2 separate regions of the Homo sapiens genome follow, and region 2 is linked to region 1. The links are chromatin loops, found by intact Hi-C in ENCODE. Cell type or tissue: heart right ventricle. All regions are shown on one strand. Each heading gives the region's core, and the rest is flanking DNA. Links, peaks and the distances in the headings are about the cores only.

Region 1 (12,815 bases), core at 1,698-9,697:
TTTCAGACACTAGATAATTCACTGGCAAGATAACTGGCTATTAAGACTTCAGGAGTCTCCGAATCATATGGGGTTAGAGAGACCCCCATCAGTGTATATGCACAAGGGGGAGTGGTGCTTTATTCTGGGGTGATCCAGGACAGCTTTCTGGAAGGATGGGGTTTGAACAGATGGATGGAATATGAGTTGTTGGTTAGGAGGGGGTGGTCAAACCAGAATATGGCAGAATAAGGCAAACAGCAATCAGACCAGGCTGTCTATGATGAGAGTTAAAGTCCTCATAATGTGTAAGCCAGAGAAGAGAGGCTAAGGAGAGTTGTCTTAGAGGCAATAGACTTATCCACAGCCATTCTGTAGGAAAGAAATAATAATCCATGGTCATGACAGAAAAATAGACTTCCACAGGTTGGGAAATAGAAGAGATTCCTGAAGCAACGAGAGGTAGGCCTAGATGACCTCAAAACTTTCTTTAATTTTCAAATCCTGTAAAGGAGATAGGATGTACATTTCAGTATCAATTATGCTTGTTATATTGAAAGCAAGATGAGTGTAGAAAACACCTTTCCAGAGCTGGTTGAAAGGAGTAAGTCTGGGCGGGGGAAGTAGCAGTATTTTTTTAAAGTAGACAGTATCTTACCTTGGTATTCCCAGCACATTGGACAGTGCCTGATATGAAAAGGACATTTGATTAATGTCTGTGTAGTAAGTCTTTTACGTTGTGAAGAAGAAGCATCCTTTTAGGTTTTTTTGTGATTCCCTTGTGACTTTAGATAATCACTTAACCTCCTTTTATCTATCTATCCACCCAATATCTTTAAAAACATTTTTTTAGCCCTCAGAGTAGAGTTACACTTCCCTTTTGGTTTACCTTATTGTCTTCCCCTTTATTCTCTCTATCCCTCACATTCTCATTCTCACAGGGACCTACTCTAATGGGCTCAACATATGTCTTTAGACATAGTCCTATTTCTAAAATACAGAGTTACGTGTTTCCATTTGCATAAATAGAATGAAGCCATAGATCTCATATTGTTTTTTGCCATAACACTGTTTGCATCTAGTTTATACAGTTCTTTGTGTTCTTCAGTATGCTAATTTCTAGTTGCAATGTAAATTTGGAAAGTTGTATTACGTAGATGATGTTCTACTTCTATCCTTCCTAACTTATCACTGCCTCCCCCCATTTCTTTATTCTTTCCTAATCTCTGATCTTATAGAGCACTCATTCTTTCTTCTGCTGTACTCCTTCTGCCATTCAGCCCTCCTGCCAAGTTCTTCACTTCAGCTATTACATTTTTCATGCCCAGTTGCTGACATTGATTCTTCTTCATAAATGGTTTTCTGTTTTACCTATCTAATGTATTTCCTCATATCTTAAGATATTCTTTTTAACATATTAAATTTTTGGTCTGTCCAGTGCATTAATTCTGCTTCTTCTGTATTTCAGTGTTGCTTGTGGTCAACAGATGTTGTTTATCCCTGTGAATTAATGTTCCATTGGGATATCAGTAACTTTGGTATAGTGGGGATATGAAAGCCAGTGCTTTAATTTACCCCTTGTGGGTGAGTTGGGGAGATACCCCTAAGTGCAGTTGACTTCTTTTGCTACAATTAGGATTCAACCATTCCCATTTGTCCCCCAACACCCCCCCTCCACCACACACACAAAAGAGTATACCCCTTGGACGACCTCCCAGTGATTAGATTCTGGACCTTACTTTTATCCATGACCTATTTCTCTGGGTGGTATTCTACCCACCTCACATGGTGGAGAGTTGGTGTGGACACATGAAGAAACAAATCAGGTTGCCTACCTCTCTAATATCAACTATCCATCTGATTAGATTTCCATGGGATCCTGTTTTTTCTCTCTTACTGGTACTGGACTGAGGGTACTATTTTCTATCCAAAAAAGGTAGAAAGTGAGCAATGACCAGGGAGGTAAGGAGAGAAAGCATCACACCTAAAAAGTTCTCCCCTGGCATATCTCCTGACTATGGCATCCAACCTTATTGTATGTAGACAGCCATGTGCCCTGAGACTCAACCACCTTTTGTCTCCCACAGAAAAGTTCTGTGATCTATAAAACCTTACTTTTCACTTTACAGAAAGAACCAGCTATATAATTTGTGAGGCCCAGTGCAAAATAAAATTATGGAAGGTTTTCTTAAAATATTATTGAGAATTTCAGTATGGGGACAGCATGGGCCCCTTTTAAACGTAAGGCTCTGTGTGATTGCACAGGTCAGTTGACCATGAAGCCAGTCCTATATACAGGGTTAGGATTTCTGGAAAGACCTAGCAGCCTTTGCTGGATACACATTTTCCTTAGCCACTTTATTAGCCTCTTCTCACTTGAATTAGCAGGCTTTCTAAAACAAACCGAACCAAAAGAAAAAAAACCATGCAGATTAGATTAGAGAAAAGGGAATTATAATGACCAAATGTTTATAGTTCTATATTCTTTGTCTTCCCTTACTCCAGAACAGAATACGTTCTGGGAGCAATGCAATATCTAGAAGTTGACTATAAGGCTATACTTGGTTGCATCTACATGGAGAAAAACAGGTTTAAACCCCTGCTATGTCATTCACTACATAATGAATGACATACCTTGGATACATTACATCCCTGCGAGCCCCACTTTCCTCACTTGTAAGATAGAGCCTTGAAAATTCAATTAGAAAATATTTGTGACAATAATAGTGGGAGACTTCAAAACTCTACTAACAGTATTAGACAGATAATCAAGGCAGAAAATTAACAAAGATATTTAATATCTGAACTCAACATTGGACCAAATGGATATATTAGACATCTACAGAACCTTTTATCCCAAAACAACAGAATGTACATTATTCTCATCACCACATGGCACATACTCTAAAATTGACCGCATAATTGGACATAAAACAATCCTCAGCAAATGGAAAAGAACTGAAATCATACCAAACACACTCTCAGACCACAGCACAATGAAAATAGAGTCAAGACAAGGAGAATCACTTAAGACCATGCAATTACATGAAAATTAAACAACATGCTCCTGAGTGACTTTTGGGTAATTAGTGAAATTAAAGCAAAAATCAAAAAGTTCTTTGGAACTAATGAGAACAAAGATACAACATACTAGAATCTCTGGGACACAGCTAAGGCAGTGTGAAGAGGGAAATTCATAGAACTAAATGCCCAACATTTAGTGTTCTCCCCTAAATGTCTTTCTAACATCAAGAAGTTAGAATGATCTCAAACTAACAACCTATCATTGCAACAGAAAGAATTAGAGAAGCAAGAACAAATCAACCCTAAAGCTAGCAAAAGACAAGAAGTAACCCAAATCAGAGCTAAACTGAAAGAAATGAAGACATGAAAAAACATTCAAAAGATCAATGAATCCAGAAGTTGGTTTCTTGAAAAACTTAATAAGGTAGATTGGCTGCTAGCTAGAGTAATAAAGGAGAAAAGAGAGAAGATCCAAATAAACATCATTAGAAATAATGAAGGGAATGTTACCACTGACCCCATAGAAATAAAAATAACCATCAGAAACTACAACGAACACCTCTATACAGACCTAAAAGAGATGGATAAATTCTAGACACATATACCTCCCAAGACTGAATCATGAAGAAATTGATTCTCAGAACAGACCAATAACGAGCTCCAAAATTGAACAAATAATAAACAGCCTATCAACAAAAAAAATGCCTAAGACCAGATGGATTCATAGCCAAATTCCACCAGAGGTACAAAGAAGAGCTGGAACCATTCCTACAAAAACTATTCCCAAAAATTGAGGAGGAAGGACTCCTCCCCAACTCATTCTATGAGGCCCAAACCCGGCAGAGACACAACAAAAAATGAAAACCAGGCCAATATCCTTGATGAATATTGATGCAGAAGTCCGCAACAAAACACTTACAAAACCAAATTGAACAGCACATCAAAAAGCTATTCCACCACGATCAAGTAGGCTCCATCCCTGGGATACAAGGTTGGTTCAACATATGCAAATCAATAAATGTGATTCATCACATAAACAGAACTAAAGACAAAAACTACATGATTTTCTCAATAGATGTGGAAGAGGCTTTCAATAAAATTAAGCACTCCTTCATTTTAAAAATCTTCAATAAACTAGATACTGAAGGAACATACCTCCAAATAATAAGAGCCATCTATGACAAACCCACAGCCAACATTATACTGAATGGGCAAATGCTGGAAGCCTTTCCCTTGAAAACTGGCATAAGACAAGGATGCCCTCTTTCACCACTCTTATTCAACATAGTATTGGAAATCCTAGCCAGCACAATCAGGCAAGAGAAAGAAATAAAGTGCATCCAAATAGGAAGAGAGGAAGTCAAACTCTCTCTTTTTGCAGATGACATGATTCTATATCTAGAAAACCCCATAGTCTCGGTCAAAAGCTCCTTCAGCTGATAACTTCAGCAAAGTTTCAGGATACAAAATCAATGTACAGAAATAATTAGCATTCCTATACACCAACAACAGCCAAGCCAAGACACAAATCAGAAAGGCAATCCCATTCACAGTTGCTGCAAAACAAATTAAATTCCTAGGAATACAGCTAACCAGGGAGGTGAAAGATCTCTACAATGAGAATTAGGGAACACTGCCCAAAGAATTCACAGAAGACACAAACAAATGGAAACACATTCCATACTCATGGATAGGAAGAATGAATATCATTAAAATGGCCATACTTCACAAAGCAATTTACAGATTCAATGCTATTCTTGTCAAAATACCAATGACATTCTTCACAGACCTAGAAAAACCTATTTTAAAATTCATATAAGATCAAAAAGAGCCCAAATAGCCAAGGCAATCCTAAACAAAAAGAACAAAGCTGGAGGCATTATGTTACCAAAGTTCAAACTATACTACAGGGCTACAGTAACCAAAACAGCATGGAACTAGTACAAAAACAAGCACATAGACCAATGAAACAGAATAGGGAATCCAGAAATAAGGCCGCAAACCTATGACCACCTGATCTTCAAAAAAGCTGACAAAAACAAGTGATAGGGTAAAGACTCCCTATTCAATAAATGCTGGAATAATTGACTAGCCACATGCAGAAGATTAAAGGTGAACCCTTCCTTACACCATATGCAAAAATCAACTCAAGATGGGTTGATTAAGGACTTAAATGTAAAACCCAAAACTATAAAAACCCTGGAAGACAACTTAGGCAATATCATCCTAGACATAGGAATAGGCAAAGAGTTCATGACAAACACACCAAAAACAATTGCAACAAAGCAAAAATTGACAAGTGGGATCTCATTAAACTAAAGAGCTTCTGCAAAGCAAAAGAAACTATCAACAGAGTAAACAGACAACCTACAGAATGGGAGAAAATATTTATAAACTATGCATCTGACAAAGGCCTAATAGCCAGCATATATAAGGAACTTAAACAAATGTACAAGAGAAAAACAAACAACTCCATTAAAAAGTGGATAAAGGACATGAACAGACACTTCTCAAAAGAAGACATACATGTAGCCCACAAACATGAAAAAAAAGCTCAATATCACTGATTATTAGAGAAATACAAATAAAAACCACAATGAGATACCATCTCACACCAGTCTGAATGGCAAAGTCAAAAAATAACAGATGTTGGTGAAGTTGCAGAGCAAAGGGAACACTTATACACCATTGATAGGAGTGTGTAAATCACAGTATGGAGACTCCTTAAAGCTAAAAGCAGAACTACCATTCAACCCAGCAATCCCATTACTGGGCATATACCCAGAGGAATATAAATCATTCTACCATAAAGACACATGCATGTGAATGTTCACTGTAGCACTATTCACAACAGGGAAGACATAAAATGATCCTAAATGCCCATCAATGACAGATTGAATAAAGAAAATGTGGTACATATACACCATGGAATACTATGCAGCCATAAAAAAGAATGAGATCATGTCCTTTGCAGGAACATGGATGGAGCTGGAGGCTATTATCCTTAGCAAACTAATGCAGGAACAGAAAACAAAATACTGCATGTTTTCACATATAAGTGAGAGTCAAATCATGAGCACTTATGAACACAAAGAAGAAAACAATCGACACTGGGGTCTTCTTGAGGGTGGAGGATGGGGGAAGGAAGAGGAGCAGAAAAGATAACTATTGGGGACTGGGCTTAATACCTGGGTGATGAAATAATCTGTACAACAAACCCCGTGACAGGAGTTTACCTATGTAACAAACCTTCACTGTATCCCTGAACATAAAATAAAAGTTAAAAAAAAGAAAATGTTTGTGAAAGTATCCACATTTTAGTAGCGACTCCAAAAATATTGTTTTGTTTCCTTTCCCATCCATAGTGTAAACTTCCAAATAGTTTTTATCTGTGGTTTTTCAACAATCTAATTTCTTGTTCATGGAAAAGAAATTCAATTTTATGTGTCCTTAAATAGTAAGCAGCATATTACATTTTGGACTTTTGTTTGGGTGTGGATATGAGGCACAGAATAGGAAATGTTCCTTTCAAAGAAGATTTAACATAGAAATAAGGCATCAAGCTGAGGATTCATTAGTGAAGCTCCTATAAATAATGTGGTAACACAGAGAAAGCAGGTGTTCTCTGCTACCCACAGCTCAATTCAACAGCAGGAAGCTGGTGTATATGGCTTGTTAGTCTACTCAGTAAGTTCTTTCTAAGTAAACTTTGAAAATGCCTCTATCATTTCTTACTGGAATACATTCAGAACAAGAAACACAGCAACTTTCATAGCTCTTAATAAATGTGATACTTTATTCAGGATGTGTTGAAATAAATGAACTAAAGGATTTTTAAATACGACCTTTGACTCTGGGTAATTGTTTTAATTATACTTTCTTTACCGAATATGAAAATTCTTTTTTCTTTTGCATATATAAGAGACAATGAAATAGCAGACATGGATGATTATAAACCATCCTTTGGTTTAAAACCTTAAATACTCTTAAATTGTATTATAAATCAACTTGATGCCCCAAAGCTTGAATTCAACCTTTGAAACTCAGAATTTGTTGTAGGAGGTATTAAAATACTATGCAAACAAATACTTGCTAATTATTTTTTTTGAGAAGGCATAATCAGTCCTTCTCTTACACATCAGAAATAATGTTCGTATAATAGAACTCCCTTCAGGAACCAATCTGTACTTCTATAGCTTCAACCCTTGGTTAAGTTCAGGCCCTCTGTAGTTGGTGCCATGGGGAATGTGTGGGTTAGTGTTTCTCAACTCTGGCTGCACACTGGAGTCACCTGGGGGGTGTTGAAAAAAATACTGATGTCTGCATCTCATTCCTAGAGATTCTATGTAGGTTTTGGTGGGCATCCAGCCTAAAAAAAAATGTCAATCTTAAAATGTTGGAGTTTCTGTTAAAAAAGAAATCTAGATTTCCTGTTTCTTTAAAAAAACTAGAAGATTTGGCATTATCAGACTCATCTTCCCACATAGACATAGTGACTCCTGGCTGGAGCCCAGTAATACGTTTCTTTTAGAAAAGGTATGCACACATCAGTCTGCCACAGTCCTTAGTTTGCCACTATTCCTCATGACCTACCCCTCCTCTTACCCTTGCTTCACTCATTCACATTATGTGCCTGGCTGCTGTAAGCATTTGGATTTGAGACCAGATGGGCAATGAAATATCATCCAAGCAAAGTATAGCTTCAACTGATTTGCATTTTAGGAGATTACCTTGGAAACAATGTGAATGACAGTAATGGGAGGGAGACAGAAGACAGAAAATCACTTAAGAAACTACTGCGGTTTGAATGGGAGTGACTTTAGGAAAGGCATGATCTCTTTCGAGATGGAGGTTATTAATCTCCATCTTTAAGGCTTAAAGGAAACTTATAGCCTTGTTATTCAAGGTGTGACTCCCATAGAACAACAGCAACATCAGAGAGTTGTTAGAGATTAAGAATCTCAAATCCACCCATCACACTTATTGAATGAGACTGTGTTTTAACAAATTCCCCAAGAGGATTTGTATTCATGCTAAAATTTAAGAGGCACCAACTTAGACATTTTGCCCATGTGTTTCATGTATGTACATGTCCCTCTTAATTTTTATAGATGACTTCTTATATTGTTGTCTTATATTATGACATATATTGTTCATGAAGTTCTTGATTAATAATAATTTTTAAAGTTATGGGAGAGAAGCAAAACTGAAAATTGTGTATAGAAACATCATCTTAAATGTTTTAATATAGCAGCATTCACGTATCTCAGCCTCAAGATTAAAACCATCTTCCACAATTCATCATCTAATCCGATTTTCCAAGTCATTGAAAATATTTTCTAGTTGTTACTGAGTGATTTCATAAATTGGATTTGTGATCTTGGCCCCAAGTTCCTTCAAATAATATTATTTGGAGATCTTCAGAAAATACCAGTGCTTAGGTCCCACAGAAACTATAGTCAAAGGAAAGAGCTCAGTTTAAAGTTAAAAAATATTTATAAATATAGGATAAGGAAGTAAAGCAGAATCTCCCACAAGCTTATTTAAGTAATTTAAATGCATAATTGTCATCAGTAGAGCCAATGCAAGAAAGTCTCTTTCAAAATATGTTTATTGTTTTATTTTTCTGATTACACAGTACCTTCTCATTTTAGAAAAAATAGAAATGACATAAAACTAAACAAAAGAAAATTAAAATCACACCGTATGTGGGTGTATATGGAAATAGGAAAGAAATATAAAACAATTACATATGAGTGTTCCAAAATTGTGTATTGTGTGCACATATACACTATATGTGTGTATGTATACACAAAAAATTGTATGTGTTGTTTTTCAATGATTTTTTTCCAATTAACATTATATCATAAGCATTTCCTCATTTTAACACATATTTTAAATGTGTTTTCTAAGGATTACATGTTACCAAACCGTGTAGATATACATTATTTGAAGTGGCAACATATAGCATCTTAGACTACTTAGCAGAGAGTGAATGGGACACTCCCAGGCAGTATACAGCATGGCAGCCCTCAGGCAAGGGAATTGGAGTTAAATTTGAGCATCTCTGCTTACTTCTGATATAATCTTGGGCAAATTTCTTATGTATTTGGGCCTAGGTTCCAGTCCCTTTTTGTGAAAGGGGTAACAATTGTACCTAATTTACAGAGTTTGTTGTGAAGATTAAACGTGGTTGTATATAACAGTTTTGTGTGCATGTGTGTGTGTTTTTTTGTTTTTGTTTTTGTTTTTTGAGACTGCGTCTCACTCTGTCACCTAGGCTGGAGTGCAGTGGCACAATCATGGCTTATTCAGGCTCTGCCTCCTAGGTTCAAGCAATTCTCTTGCCTCAGCCTCTTGAGTAGCTGGGATTACAAGCATGCATAACCATGCCCCAGCTAATTTTTAGTAGAGACGGGGTTTCATCATGTTGGCCAGGCTGGTCTCGAACTCCTCACCTCAAGTGAACTGCCCTCCTCAGCCTCCCAAAGTGCAGGGATTACACGCGTGAGTCACCATATCTGGCCATATATAACAGTTCTTAGCACAATGCCTCACACAACAGAAACACAACATAATATGGGCTTTAAGAAAAAATGGTAAAGTAAATATTACATAAAATTTATCATTAGTGACATTTAGTAAATTCACAGTATTGTGTAACTATCATGGCTACCTAGTTCAGAATATTTTCATAACTCCAAAAAGAAACACCACACTCATTAAGCAGTCAATCTTCATTCCTCTCTCCCCTCGGCCCCTGACAACCACTAATCTGCTTTCTGTGTCCATGTATTTACCTATTCTGGAAATACCATTAAATAAAATAATATTTAATGGCTTTTTGTGTCTGAATTCTTTCACTTTGCATGTTTTTCAGGTCTATCCATGTTGCAGCATGTATTAAAACTTCCTTTTTATGGCTGAATAATATTCCATTGTATGGATATACCACCTTTCATTTAGCCATTCCTCAGTTGATAGGCATTTGGGTTGTTTTCACCTTTTTCTAGTGTTAATAGTGCTGCTATGAACATTCATGTATATGGGTTTTTTTTGAATACCTCTTTTCAATTCTTTTGGGTAATACCTAGGAGTAGAATTGCTAGACCATGTGGTATTTCTGTACTTAACTTACAAGAAGTTACTATGCTATTTTTCCATAGCAGCTGCTCTGTTTTATATTTCTACCAGAAAGGTAGAAGATTCCAATTTCTCTACATCCTCTTCAGCACTTGTTATTTTTCATTTTGTTTGATTTTTATAGTCGTCATAGTCTGCATGAAGTGCTAGTTCATTGTGATTCTTACTTGCATTTCCCTAATAACTAATGATGTTGCAGATCTTTTCATTTACTGGCTGACCATTTGTATATCTTCTGTGAAAAAATGTCTATTCAAGCCCTTTGACCAAAATGTTCTTTGATAAGTAAAAGTTTTAATTTTGATAAAGTTTTATTTATCTATCTTAAATTTTTTGCTATGTTTTTGGTGTCATATCTAAGAAACCATCATCAAATCCAAAATTATGAAAATTTATCCCTTATGTTTTCTTCTAAGAATTTGATGGCTTTAGTGTATGTATTTAGATCTTTGTTCCATTTTGAGTTAAATTTTGTGTATGGTGTGAGGTAAGGGTCTAACTTCATTAGTTTGCATGTGGATATTCAATTGTCCCTGCACAATTTGTTGGAAAAAAATATTCTTTCTCTGTTGAAGGACTTTGGCACACTCACTGAAAATTAATTGACCACAGATGTGTGGGTTTATTTCTGGACTCTTCTATTCTGTAAATCTATATGTCTATCTTCATGCCAGTTTGACACACTGCTTTGATTACTGTAGGATTGTAGTAAGTTTTAAAATCTGGAAGTATAAGTTCTCTAATTTTCTTCTTATTTATCATGATTGTTTTGGCTATTCAGGGTCCTTTCCAATTCCACATTAATATTAGGATCAGCATTTCCATTTCTTCAAAAAAGGCCAGTGAGATTCTGATAGGGATTGCATTGTATCCCTACAGTACTTTGGGGAGTATTGCCATCTTAACAACATTAAGTTCTCCAATTCATGATCATGTGATATCTTGCCATTTATTTAGGTTTTTCATTTTTTAACAATGTTTTGTAATTTTCCTTGTATAAGTTTTCCATCTCCTTGATTAAATTTATTCCTAGGTATTTTACTTTTTTTGATGCTACCATGAATGAAATCATTTTCTTAATTTCCTTTTCAGGTTGTTCAATGCTATTCTATAGAAACACAAGTGATTTTTTTTTAACGTTGATTTTATACTCTCCAACTTTACTGATTTAATTTATTTGCTTTAATTTTTAAAAATTATTCCTTAGGGTTTTCTGCATGTACGATCATATCATCTGCAAGTTTCCCCTTCTATATTCTTTGTTCACTTGTGTTTTGCTCATCTGTCTAGTTGTAAAAAGCTGCTACTTCAGTGTATTCTAGACCAGAGCTTCTCAAACTACAGTGTACTCATGAATTACCCATATATTTTAAAGGCAGATTCTGATTCATCAGCTTTAGAGTGGGGCCTTAGTATCTACATTACTAACAATCTCCAGGGTAATGATGCTGCTGGTCTCGGGGCTCCCTTTTGGATAACAAAGGTTATGAGGGAAATAATTGCACAATGAAAGAGAGTGTAAGTGATAGAGTCAGAATACTGGGTCATTGTTAAAACTCAGAAGATATAAGTCAAAATAAATCTTTGAGTCTCTTAAGGTGTGGACATGTTTGACCAAGCTTACAACTTAATTTTTTTGTTGTTGTTTGTATTTAGTCCTAGATACATTACTGAGGTAATTGAAGATCAAAAGACAAGTATTTAAATGTTCTGTTTATCTTCAAAAATAGGAATATTTCCTCAGAAGTAGCACTTATATTTATTAAAAAAGGAGCTACTTATACGTCTCGTGGGTAGTTAAAGAGGTATGTAGCAATATCCAGAGTTTGTATAATCATAGTGTCCAGGATATCCACATATTTTCCAAGTGTTTCACAGGCATTGTTGAACAATTTTCTTCTCATTGCTGCATTTATTAACCTGTATAAAAAAGCAGACGCTTCTGCTATTTGAACTTTCATTACCTCCCCAAATTCCTTCACCAAAGGTATGTGAAAAAATTGTAAAATCACTATAAAATATATTGCTTCAGTAAATCAGCTCACATATCTGATGATTACAAAGAAAATCAATAAAATGAAAGAGAGTCTGTTTTATAATGTTTCATCTAATTTAAAAAATAAAGTGGGGTCTGAATCTGAAATGTCTCAAGGCAGAAATTAAATGAGTTCTCCAAAGAGTAAGACACCTGCATCAGAGCATTTCAATTCCCCTGTCTTCATTTTAGTGAATAATTTGTTTTACTTGTCTGATTCTTTAATGAACTTTCCAGGTAAAAGCAGATGTCATTTTTCACAGAACATAAATTAGAAATCATTTTATTACTAACATGCAAAATATATACAAATAGTATTGAATTTGCCAGCAAGCATTGGGAATGTCCACATAATGATGGGGTTTTCATATTGGTAACCCTATTCTAGCCTTAATTTGCAGCTCAATTTAAAGCTTAGTGAACCCTGTGTTTTAATTTCCAAGGGAAAGCTGAATTTAGAAAGTCCCTCCAAAATGTTTTTGCCCATCTAAGAAAGGGCTGAGTTAAGAAAGCAAATAAAGAACATTGTGCTCTATGATCTATGATCATGAGGTTTAAAACTACCTGCTGTTATTTTGCTTACAGAATCTTTACCAGCTCGTTAAGTTTAAATGCTTAGAAAAGTATTTTTAGT
Region 2 (12,815 bases), core at 2,655-10,654, 170 kb before region 1:
ATAGATTAACTGTTCCAGTAGTTTATCCTGATGGGTATGGGGCATGTTCTTATAATTTTATTTTTTATTGGTGTGGTCTTAAAGTGAAATCATTAAAAGAGGAAATCTATTCTTTAAAAAGCCAAGTAAATTAGGTTTGGTCCACATCTTTAACTCCTACGATGAATTAGTTTAAAATGAAAAGAAATCCACACCTCTTAGCCACAGTAATGGTACTTGCCAACAACAGATGCGTTACTTCTTGACAGCTTGTTGTAGAATGATCATTGACTAGATTAAGACACTGGGTTCTAGCCTTGGCTATGATGGTGGGGAATAGTGTGACTTGGGGCTTCATTCAGGAAAAGGAAGAGGGGACAAGGGATTGATGTTTAGTGAGTTCACAATATATGCCAAGTACCAAGTGAAACATTTCACCTTCATTACTTTTGACCAAAGAGGACCAAACCAGTATGATTATTCCTGATTTACAAATGAAGAAACTGAGGCCCACAGAGATTAAGTAAGGCTCTCAGGATTTCACAGCTTCTAAGAGTTAGCATAAACTTACAATCTCAGGTATGTCTGTGTGGCTCCAAACCCATTCCCTTTGTACTGTGTTATATGGCGTTCTAATTTCTTTATGTGTGAAGGAATGGGGTCCTGATTATCTTACACCTTTCCATTTCAAATAGTGATAAAAATATGAAATAATCTGATGCAAAATAAATGGATCAGGAAAAGAATCAGGAAGAGCTTCAGCCGGGCGTGGTGGCTCACGCCTGTAATCCCAGCAGTTTGGGAGGCCAAAGCGGGCGGATCACAAGGTCAGGAGATGGAGACCATCCTGGCTAACACGGTGAAAACCCATCTCTACTAAAAAGACAAAAAATTAGCTGGGCGTGGTGGCGGGTGCCTGTAGTCCCAGCTACTCGGGAGGCTGAGGCAGGAAAATGGCATGAACCTGGGAGGCGGAGCTTGCAGTGAGCCGAGATCACGCCACTGCGCTCCAGCCTGGGTGACAGAGCAAGACTCCGTCTCAAAAAAAAAAAAAAAAAAGAATCAGGAGGAGCTTCATCCCTGGTGATTTAGACCTGATTCTTACTGAAAATAATTTAGAGATAATCCAGAGGATATTTAATTCAAATGATAGAGTAACCAAACCAGTAAATAAAAATACAAGTACCTTTAACGTTGTGGTATAGTGTGATGAGTCTGTGCACTCTGGAGCCAGAGGTCTCAGCTCTACCACTTACTCACTGTAACACCTTGGGCAAGCCACTTAACCTTTGTGCCTCAATTCCCTCATCTAAAAACTGCCATGTAACACTCATACCTTCCTCAGGTTATGGGGGTGTGGGAATTACCTGAGCTAAATAAGTATAAAGTACTTAAAACAGATCTGACACATAATAAGCACTGCTACTACTGTGCCATGATCTTCCAGTGATTATTTGGGATTGATATTGAAAAGATGGCATTTTATTCCCTTGAAATAATATTATTCATAGTCTATACTTACGTTATCTCAAGCCCCACCTAAACTTGAACAATCAGAGGTAGCCTAAAGTCACCTAAAGTTGTATTACACATCTGCAATAAAAGACAACAAAATTCAGCTAGTAGCAGAATTACAGGCGTGCTTCTGGTTGTTCCATTCCAGGATCCCTTACCCTCCCTGATTCCTACATTTCACAGCCAGTTGTCACACAGTCAGTCTCCTGTTCTACCCATGTCAGCCTAGGAACACCTCTCCCTGGTATGCTTGCTTCAGCTTCTCGTCTGTGTTTCACAGATAGTCCATGTGTCATTTCCTCATCCATCCTTTTAAGATAAAAGAATGTTAGTACTATATATTCAAAGTTCACACCCACCTTTAATATTTTGGAATTGCTGTTTTATTCCACTTTATATTCATATTAAAACTTATGTATATCTCTTTTAGGTATTTTGCTGAATTAAATATTTCCCAAAGTTGTGTGTAGTGTTTTCCATAATTATTAATATAATGGTAATCTGTTTATGCCATGTATAGTTTGTTTGACAGGTTAGACAGATTTCTCTTTTATACCTTCTCCTGGTAAAATAAAAGAGATTGATGGTCTCTCTGGATTCACTGCTCAAAGACCTAGGTTCAAATTCTGGTTTTTCCCTGGGTGACCTTGCTTACATCATTTAACTTGCTAGGCTCCACTTTTCTGATCTGAAAAATAAAGAGATTAACCTGATAATTTCTAAGAAATCTTCCAGCTCTAAAAATATTCTGTGATTCTGAATACAGTATCTTTGAGAGTAGAATAAAATTAATAATTTTATCTGTTAATGTACCAAAAAATGTCATAACATTAAAAAGAATATTTATTTTGCTTGCCAGCTCTATAGACAAGTGGTGTCCCCAGCCGGTAGCACTCAAGTACCTGTATAAATTTTATGTTTGTGCATCCTTCTGGACCCACATATTTCCAGTGTTTCATTGTTCAATTTGTTGCTATTATCATAACTACACATGATATAACCTTTATACCATCAATATATTTTTCTCATCATGTCTTAATGTATTTTATGCCATTTTAAAAAATGTTTTTCCTGCTGAATTTCCTGCTCAAACAGTATGATCACCGATGAACTGATATTTACACATAGGCTATCTCATGTAGATTTTTTATGGTAAATTTTTGCTTCTATTTGTATTCACTGCAGTTAATAGATTTGTATTAATCTGAGGTTTTTCTGTGTGTTTTGATTTTTAGAACCGAACAATATTTTGGGAGTCCAAGTGACATGGCTTCTACTGCAGAAAACATCAGAGACAGGATGAAACTAGTTAATCTCAAAAGGCAGCAGCTGAGACATCCTGAAATGGTGACCACAGAGAGCTAATAGCTACCAGCTACCTACAGATTTGCAGTTCATAATCCCGCATGTTGTCAACATACTACAGCATTAGCCACCACACCTTAAGATGCATTTCACAGCCAAAATAAGTCTCATTTCTTTTCATGACACATTTCTCTTTACATGTTAACACCTTGCTACTACCAAGGCATAATTACTTAACATGCTTCGAGGCTGTAGATTCCAAGTATCTTAAAAGAAGGAACTATAAACATTGCACTGAAAACTTGCTTTAAAGCTTTACCTGACCTGTCAGTTTGTAGACAAACAACTGATAATAAGCTTTGAATGGTGCTAATAAGAGTAGGAATTCTCTCTATTAAAAAGAAAAAAAAAAGTTGCCCTTCCTCCACAGGTGATTTAGTAAATTTAGACAGTAGTTAAACTCTTGTTAGTAGACAGTGGTGTCCTCAAAATTTTACTTTGTAATTCTTCAGAATTGATTATTTTTATTGTGTCAATACAGAGAAAGCCTTTCAGATCTTTGATATATCATAGTCATTAAAAGACCTTTTCCTATTTGTATTGATAATGTATTAAAAGTTGTTTGTGCTTAATAAAAGACTTCTTTAAACATCTTATTTAATTTAGTAGTTACATCCTATTTCCAAACATGAGTGCCTTATTTAAAAGGGCATTCTTAGGACTGTGAGGATGGTTTAATATTTGTTTTTTCATGGTGGTTGCATGTATTTTAGACAGGAAATACATATGTAAGCATGTGTATATAATAAATAAGCATGTTTTATCATGAAAAATTATTGTGAACAATTTAGATCTTTAAGAACTTATTAATAATGGAATACTATTTCTAATTTTTCTCTTTTTCAACTTGAAAAATATTCTCAAAATTATTAACTACCCTGAAGATACTTTGTCTTTAGGGGAGGAGGGCTGAGGAAGAAGGCATACATAATTACTTCAGTGTAATCCTTTATATCAGAGTAATCTTTCAGGAACTAAAATAGCAATTGTTAATAAAATTTAGTTTCTCATTATAGTCTAAAAGCAAAATAAATTCTGAAGTAGTCCAATAACAGAACTGTATGACCCCTTTAGAAATAAAATTTATCATGAAATGCTAGTTCTTTTAAGTTTGTATTAAGTTTAAATGGTAAAATGCATATAATTTAAATTTTATGTATTTTTATTTCAGAACATTTTTTAAAATATTAAAAATTATTTTTTAGTCTTGTAGTCATTACAAAATTATAAACGAGTTGTATACTGGTTCCTTTTTGAGGTCTACAAACATGCTCGTGTATCTTCCAATGCAAAAAAAAAACCCCTCCCTTTTAACCTGCTAGTTTTTCCAGCCTTCTTCACTGACTGACAGACTTCTTGGAGAAATCCACATCCAGTGCCCCTACATCCTCATCACTCACTACTCAGCACCTTGCAGTCTGGTTTTACACAGCACTCTACTGAAACTGTTCTTTTGAAAGTCAGCAATGGCCTCCCAGTTACCAAACTGAATGGTTTTTTTCTCCGTCTGAATCCCTTACCCTTTTCTCTGCAACATTTACACCATTGAGCAACCTTTCCTAGACAGTGTCTCCTTCCTTGAAGATGCTATCCTCTGAAATAACTGTGAGTACAGTCGCATAACCCTAATTTAAGATGTGCCTGCTGAACATGTGCTCTCTCAGATCCTGTCCTCAGAATGCTTTTGGCTCTTTTCTCGGTATCTCATCCTTAGAGTTTTTATTTTATACCAATGTTCTGGATTACATACCTGGTCCAGAAATCTAGACTTGTACTTCTTTTTAATTGCCTAGTTGACATTTCAACCTTGATTAAAGATTGACAATATTTATCACCTTTTCCTCCTGGAACAATTTAGGTTAATGGTGCAGCCTTTTTTCCTAGTCAAACATGCCAGGAAGTTCAGGGCAAAGTTCAACTGCTCCCTCTTGTCTTATGTGGTCACTGCTTCTGAGAACATCCAGGAAGTTCTTTCTATACTTGAATCATCTTCTCAGTCCTTTGGGGCTTTACTGCTATGAGTATGAACTTTTGTGATTATTTATTTCAGTCTTCATGATGGTGCTATCACATTCTACAGTTGTTTATGTCTGTACCCAGTAAGCTCTTTTGAGGGAAGGAATCTTGTCTTCTCCTATTCCCAGTCTTGCTCATGCATAACAGATGCCCATTCCTCCTAAATATGAATGCTGTATTATAGGCATTAGTAATAATCCCTGTTACATTGCAGTCTGAAGTATGTTTTAAACATACTTTTTTAAAGTTAGAACTGACTTACAAGTGAATCTATTCTTAGATTCTTAGATACTAACTACTTTAGATATTTAGTTATACTCAATAACTAAATATCAATACTCAATATCTGTTTCTTCTGAATTTCAGAGTAGTTAGAATGTTTTTCTTAAGACTTTGCTAGAAAGGAACTGGTTTGTTAGTAATTCTGCCATCAACTCATGGAGTTATAATTGCCAAATGAGTTAATTTTTATATACCTTAAGCTATCTTGCCTACAAAAAGTAAAATAAGGCAGGATTCATAAATGTTACTTGTAAATTGAGTGTTTCACATGAGGCCAAGTATGATTTTAACATAATGAATATCATTGCTCCTCATCTGTAAATTTGCTGCTGCTTTCATATGTGTATCTGTACATAGAGTTATGAATGAAAATCCAGTAATGCCCTAAAGCAACTTTCTTCCATAGGGTCAAAGCTCACTTAAGGTAAACGTGTGAAAAAAGTGACTGCAGTGTGTTTGAAACCACAAGCTGTTTCTATGTCATAAATTAACATCAGCTTGCAAGTCTCTGAAAGAACCACTCATTTGTAATTGGTATATATGTCACAACCTCCCACATTCCTTTAGCCCATCTCAGGGAATTATTGAAACGCTGGCAGGGTTAGTTTCATTTTGTTTTGGTTTTTTTGGGTTTTTTTGTTTGTTTGAGGATTTTTTTTTTCTTTTATCATTTGTTTGCTCCTGTGTAAGCTTAATATATAATGGCAGTTTGGCATCTGTTCTTCGCACATGTCTAACCCAGCAGAGTTATGCAAAAATGATGACTTCATTTTAGGTCAAATTGGCTTTGTTCCCAGTCCTCATTGTTGGTCACTTTGTTCAGTTCTGGTGACTCATTGGTGATGTTGATGAAACTGCTCAGCCTGCCAGCTGGGATATTGATGGCAGGTCTAGGCTTCATTGTTAGGTAGAAGATTGAATACTTCTCACTTTATACAAATTTACATTGGCTATTGCTCCCATGTGTTAGCTAGTCTTAACATGTTTGTTATTTCGTTATCTTATTAGCTGACATACGGAGTGGTATTATTAGTGTCGTACTCCTTAGCGTGAGCATGACAATTAAGTTACCTTACTAACAGTGATGAGTAAACCATACTCTGATCTAAACCCATTGTTACCAATGATGTGATTATGAAGTTAGCTGAATCTATGGTCTACATTTGAAGAAATAGTTCAGAATTCTCTACTACATTGTAAGTTACTTGCTAATAGAGATTGGGCATTATTATGTACTACTCCCCTTCTCACATCCTACCCAAAGTACACAAGGCCGTAGTAAAATACTGTTGCTACTAAAAACTAAACATACTGTGGTTGCTAATGTCCTTTACATCTTCAGCCTATAGGGAATGGTACAGGCAGAAACAAGCACCATTAAGTATATTATCATCAGTAGTGAGATCTGTATGATTAGGATATCTTTGCTTAAGCCCCCAAAGGAAAAATTCTCTAGCATTAAAAACATGGCTGGAACATAGCTAAGCAGTTAACCTAATTAGTAGACTTATTGTTAACGTTCAGTCCTAAAAATGAAAAGCTTCAGTTGGGAGTAGAAAATATACTATGCTGGTATATAGAGCAACAAATACCCTGATGAGATAAAATGAAGTAGAAACTTACCATTTGACATTATTTGACTTTCATACATGCTACTGAAAAGTCTAGGTTTAGCTAAGAAGCATAAATAATGGCAGTACTTGTAGAGGAAAGAACATACCAGCTAAAACAAGAACTGTAATGAATATAATGGAAAGTGTTTGGAGCTTGAATACTTGGCTTCAAAAATCTGGCTTTGCCATTTACTGTTAAAAAAATATCTGAGAATTTATCTCAGGCTGTAAAACAGAGAAGTCATACCAATTTCAAGAATAAAATATGATATAAAGAATTGTTGAAGCCAAAATATCCAGAAATAAACAGAATGGAAGGTATCATTGCTATAATTATCTTTTCAGAATAAAAAATAGAGTATTCTTTATCCTTTCTGTTGTCTCACATGACAAGCATGGGATGGTGAGGAAATGGCATATTGCCTATGTTCGCCGCCCCACCCCCTTAGTTCCACCACCCCTTCACCGTCACCCCCAGTTCACTAGTGTATCAGAATGCATCTTCAGAATTACACACTGAAGATACAAAAGGTCCAGTTGGTAAGCTCATCAGTAAATAACAAGGCTTTGAAATCTGACAAATTAGCTATTTTTGTAGGAAGATAATAGAACAGCAAGATGGAAGACAAGTGATGAGTATCATCTGTTTTGAGGTTGACAAGGTGTGACATAACCCTGTTAATAGACACAAGTAAAAGAAAATCATACTAGGATTGGATATTAGTGAGCGAGCACCGACCAGTAGAAACAACAACAGCATAAATCTGTTATTTAAGTATCCCAATAATGAGGTTAAAAAAAAAAAAAAAACAGAACAAAGCATGAAAAGACCACAATTAGTGCTGGCTATGCTTAGAGAGGAGCAGTCTCTTGGTAAACTCAGGCAGTGATGATGAACAGAAAATGGCCGACTGATACTGTAATAGAGGCATAGAACTAAGGACACTCCGTGAGCTGGCATAAATACAGGGGAGTCTTTAAGACTGAAAAAAGTTCATGGGTATGACACTTAATATGACTCAACATTACTGCAGAATTTTAAAGCAAACATGAAAGCTTGAGAATAAACACTAGTCCCTCTACTTCAAGAAAAAGCAGAACCTGTACTAGAACATGAAGAACTTAGAGATCAAAAGACAGCCAGAACTATGATGAAATATTTTGAAAGCAGTGGGCACATTTTTAAAGATTTTTTTTGGAGAACTTTATGAGGCTGTATGTATAATTCCTATATGTAATTTTATAGGAATTCTTAACTGAAAGTAGTTATCAACTGCTACTTATCAGGAGCAGTGTTATTAGGGATTTTAAGTTAGGCATGTAGAAAACTTTCTGACAAAAGGGCTATTGAACTCCAGCCAGTTCCCAGTGAATCTCCAGGAGGCACCTTAGAAGTCTTCACAAGCTGAATACCATGTCTTTAGGGTGTCCAAATGCTTCTGTCTTGGGGGAGAGATGAGAGATGACTGGGTGCCTTTCCACTCAGAACACAGTAGACCACTCACTATTTATGACCAAGCCTCACTTCTTTTCTATTACAGTTACAGATTCTTTTTTAGTCTGGAAGTTAGGGTAAATAAAATTTGTATGTTTGATTTTTCTCTTAGGAATGTTTTCTCATCTTAACTCTTATGTTATCTTTATGGCCAACAGATTTGCTCAGAATATATCATCAAAATATATGTATTGTATTTTGTAAAGGTGAAAGGATCGAAATACCACTTTGACAGTTATAAACCAGAGTAGATTTGAGAACTGATTGCTCACATCACACTTACGAATAGTCTCAGAAGCCTTTAAGAGAAACTTACTTCTCAATGGACACTTAGAAGAATTTGATGATCTTACTGTCATAAAATCAGTAATGAAATTCTCAGCAAAACTATTTGGTAAACATTGCACCCTGTATTTTTACCCAACATCTTGTTATGAAAATTATCAAATACATTAAAAAGTTAAAATAATTTTATAGTGTACTCACTACCTAGATGCTAATTAGCATTACCTATGCTTGCTTTGTCACATATCCATTCATCATTTCATATTATTATTTGATGCATTTTAAATTGCATATCATTAACTAGAGTTCATTGTTGGCTTTTTTACATAAAATTAGCATGCAATGAAGTGCATAGAAATATGTGTTCACTGAGGTTTGGCAAATGCATATAGTGCTATGGAAATAGGAAACGTTATCACCACCCTAGAAAGTTTCCACACTGCCCTTTCCAGTCAATTCCTGTCCCTACTTGACCCTCAAAGGCAACCACTGTTCCTTTTTCTACCATAAGATTTTTCTGTTCTAAAACTTTATATAAATAGAGTCACGCAACATGTACGCTTTTCTACAAGGCTTCATTTTTTTATTGCTGTTCTTTTTTATTGCTGAGTAGTATTCCACTGTATGACAATATTACAGTTTGTTTTCTTAATTTCCTATTATTGATAGATACCTGGGCTGTTTCCAGGATTGGCCATTATAAATAAAGCTGCTATGACCATTCTTACGTAAGTCTTTGTGAACATAGGTTTTCATTTCTTTGCAGTAAATTCCTTGGATTAGAATTGCTGGGTCACAGGGTAGTTTTAAAAGAAACTGCCATACCTTTTTCCAGTTCAGTTTTATTGTGCCCTGTATTTTGTATTTTGATGTGCATAAAGGTGTAAACTATTTTTATGATCCATATTGAAGTATTAGAAGAAGTGAGTTTGGAATAACAATGGCATTGTTCATGGTCAAGGATGACAATTGGAACTATCTGAGGAAAGCAAAGACCTGTCTGCCCCAGACAGCTCCTCAAGGGGTTCCTATGCCTGAAACTTTAGCAATATTTCACTCCTTGAAAGGTTAAAGCCCAACCATGGTGATATGTTAGCTAGAAGAAACAGCACTGGTTTGTTTATGTTACTAACTTTCACCACCCGTTTTCAGTAGGTAAAGTAAGACTGATCATTGAACAGAAAAGGTTATTTCTGTGATGAGGTTGAGGGGGTAGTGGAAAGCATGTATTGCTAGTAAGCCCCAGGTACAGCTATGTGAGAGAGAGTCACCTGGACAGGGAAGTCCCCCAAATGGTGGCCAGAAGAGCAGAAAACGGGGTGGGAAAAATTCTACCTCACAGTTTTGCATAGGGGATAGCTATGCTTTTACGGGACATTTTAGCGTTTAAAAATATTTTCAATATTGTCTCTTTATTCAATACCACCCAGCTGTAGTTTTTTCACACTCTGATGACTCTCTTATCCACTCTTTTACCTCTCCCAGCTGTTCTATTACATACAGCATTCACCTGTATTAGTCTATAGAATTATAATCATCTGTGTGTTTCTAATGCTCATTTTCAAAAATATGTATGGTTTATTCGATTTTTCCTATTAAAATTTTAAGGGCTGGGAAATTTGGCTTCTACTGTAAATCCTTATAATGTTCCACACATTGTAAATATGCAATAAAAATGTTAACAACTATAATGGCAGCAGGTTTTGGTATGTATTTCTTTGATATATTGTCACTTTGGACAATAAGTTTGATTTCTGTTAATAAAAGTTGTTCATAAAATCTAGGGAGAATTAAGTCACACTGGTCTCTATAAGATAATCTGATGAATTCTGCATCTTTGAATCAATTTGAGTTATTTTTTGTAAAGGTTTAAATTGTTTCTAACAGTGTTACCTAAAACCTTTCATTAAATCAAAAATGTAACTTGTATATTCTGAAATAACCTGGAGTCTTAGAAGACAGAGGCTTCTGCTTCCCTCTCCCGTGACCCCAACAATCCCTTCCCACAGGCTTGGCACAGAAGTTCAGTGCTTTCTCTACGTCTCATGTTGTCAGAAATAGGTTCTCACCATAATAGACAGTGGTGAAATTTCCATTGTTCCTACTGAGAAGTCCATTTTTAAGGCATCAAAGGTGAATGTGTATTTAGGGATGGAGGAGGCATATTACAACAAAGCTGTATTTAAAATAACACAATCATATCATGCTATAAACAATAGCAGTTCCAGAATGGCTACTAAGGATTTTGGACTGCCAGACTTTGGAAATTGGCAAGCCTTATACCTTGTCCAATGAAGTTAAGTACATTTGAGTGACAGTTCAACATACAAGCAAAAAAATATATAGAAGACATTGTACATTTGTTATTAATGGACATGTTTACTTTACATGTTAGAGTATCCATCCATCTCTAGGTTTTCCATTAGATGCTTCATTGTATCCACAAACCTGTTTCAAACCATTGAAGTGATCTTACCATTGTGTTTGTTCAAAATAAAATTGGGAGAAAATGTGAATGAGTCAATATCAACACTTGACATTCCTGTCTTTTTAATACATTTTATTCTTTTGTTTAGAAAATTTTCAGAATCGGAAAATCAGCTCTACTAATTGTCTACACATACACAAATACTAATAGTTGCATCCATCTGGGAGTCCTGTATTGATGGCAGTATCAGGCTTTCCTAGAATCTTCTGTTAGAACTGGGAACATATTTTCCCATAAAAAAATGATTAAAATGCAATTAGTCCTCTTCTTCAACTATATTATGGGTTATGCAAGCTACTGTAAGATGACCTAGAAATCTAGCATTAATTATATTACTGTATAAGTTAACAACTGACCTACCAATATATTTTTAGGATATATCCCACTCATTAGTTGGAAGCCACTCTTGTTCTAAGAAAATGTTTAGAACTCATAGACCATAAAGATGGTACTTAGGACATGAACATAGATTAAGTTTTGAAGGAGGACTATAGTTGCATTGTAGCCATGTAGTTAGAACTAGAATATGTGTTCTATACCAGTGGTTATCAAATATGAGTGTGCCTACAAATCAACTGGAAGTGTTACTAAAATGCAGATTCTGATTCAGTAAATCTGGGGTAGGACCAAAAGTTTTGCATTTTCAACAAGTTTCTAGCTGCTGCTGCTGCTGCCAGTCTGCAGACCACACTTCTGACTGCAAGATTCTAGAATACCTTTTATAAAAACTTCAATATATAAACTTTTCAGAGACAATGTCTGATCATCCTGCAAATTACCTAATTTCTCTAATTTGAATAGAAGAATACAGAGATGGCATTTTGGGAATTATATACTTATAGGGACTAGAGAAACCAAACATGTTTATGAAATTAACACGTTCTGAAAGATTAGCACATCCAATCTATGGTAAATTTTAGCAAATTCAAAACAGAGTGAAGCCTGAACTGTCATTTTCCAGCATCTCATCACTAAGGGAAGGTTGTTTTCAACTGGAAATAACTAATTCCTTTATGCTTTATTATTTAAATTTCTGTTTAAGAATAATGTGTAGTTATTATTTTTAAAGTACTCTAGTAAATAGAGAAAAATATAAAAAGTGAAAACTGCCCATTATTTATCAGTGCTGAGAACATAGTTAATATTTGATACATTTCCTTTGTATTTAACCTAACGAGTATGCTAGCATTCAACTTTATTTCCTGCTTTTTACAGCTATTATATCATAAAAAAATTATTAAACTTTTTTCCAGTTTAAGTCAATAGCTGTGTAATAGTCAATAATATGTAAATACCATGATTTAACTATTAAACTATTAGGTGAAACATTTAGTTTCTTTCTCTTTCTTTCTTAACGGTACTATAAGTAATGCTGCAATGAACATCCTTGCTCTTAACTTTTTGACAGCATCTCTCCTTGGGATTGATTCCTGAAAGTAGAAATATTGGATTGGAATGTATGCATATTTTGAGGCTTTTAATAGATATGGCCAAATTGCTTTCCAGAAGGTTAGGTAGATGTATGTGTCTGTTAACAGTTAGGGTGCCTGATAGACTGGATTAAGAAAATGTGGCACATATACACCATGGAATACTATGCAGCCATAAAAAATGATGAGTTCATGTCCTTTGTAGGGACATGGATGAAATTGGAAATCATCATTCTCAGTAAACTATCGCAAGGACAAAAAACCAAACACCGCATGTTCTCACTCATAGATGGGAATTGAACAATGAGAACACATGGACACAGGAAGGGGAACATCACACTCTGGGG

Evidence for each region. Peaks named below come from ENCODE experiments on the same cell type or tissue, not always from the same donor. Only the 100,000 strongest peaks of a DNase experiment are listed, where the experiment ranks them.
Region 2: it touches region 1 in a loop (2.1-fold over the local background); 2 of 110 quality-filtered maps call a loop at or near these places.

What each region holds. Positions count from the first base shown.
Region 1 is chr2:178,928,599-178,941,413 of GRCh38, reverse strand. All of the region lies in intron 6 of CCDC141 (coiled-coil domain containing 141), which reads left to right. Among named protein-coding and RNA genes, the nearest start is that of CCDC141, 120 kb to the left of the region's middle. In heart right ventricle, for the core only: no CTCF peak of the experiment used is centred there; no DNase peak of the experiment used is centred there.
Region 2 is chr2:179,099,943-179,112,757 of GRCh38, reverse strand. SESTD1 (SEC14 and spectrin domain containing 1) reads left to right here. Exons shown (of 18, transcript NM_178123.5): 17 at 1-34; 18 at 2,730-11,080. The coding sequence ends at 2,859. Among named protein-coding and RNA genes, the nearest start is that of CCDC141, 56 kb to the right of the region's middle. RefSeq lists silencers at 4,750-4,950, 6,030-6,230. In heart right ventricle, for the core only: no CTCF peak of the experiment used is centred there; a DNase peak (open chromatin) is centred at 6,000; H3K27ac peaks cover 425 bases.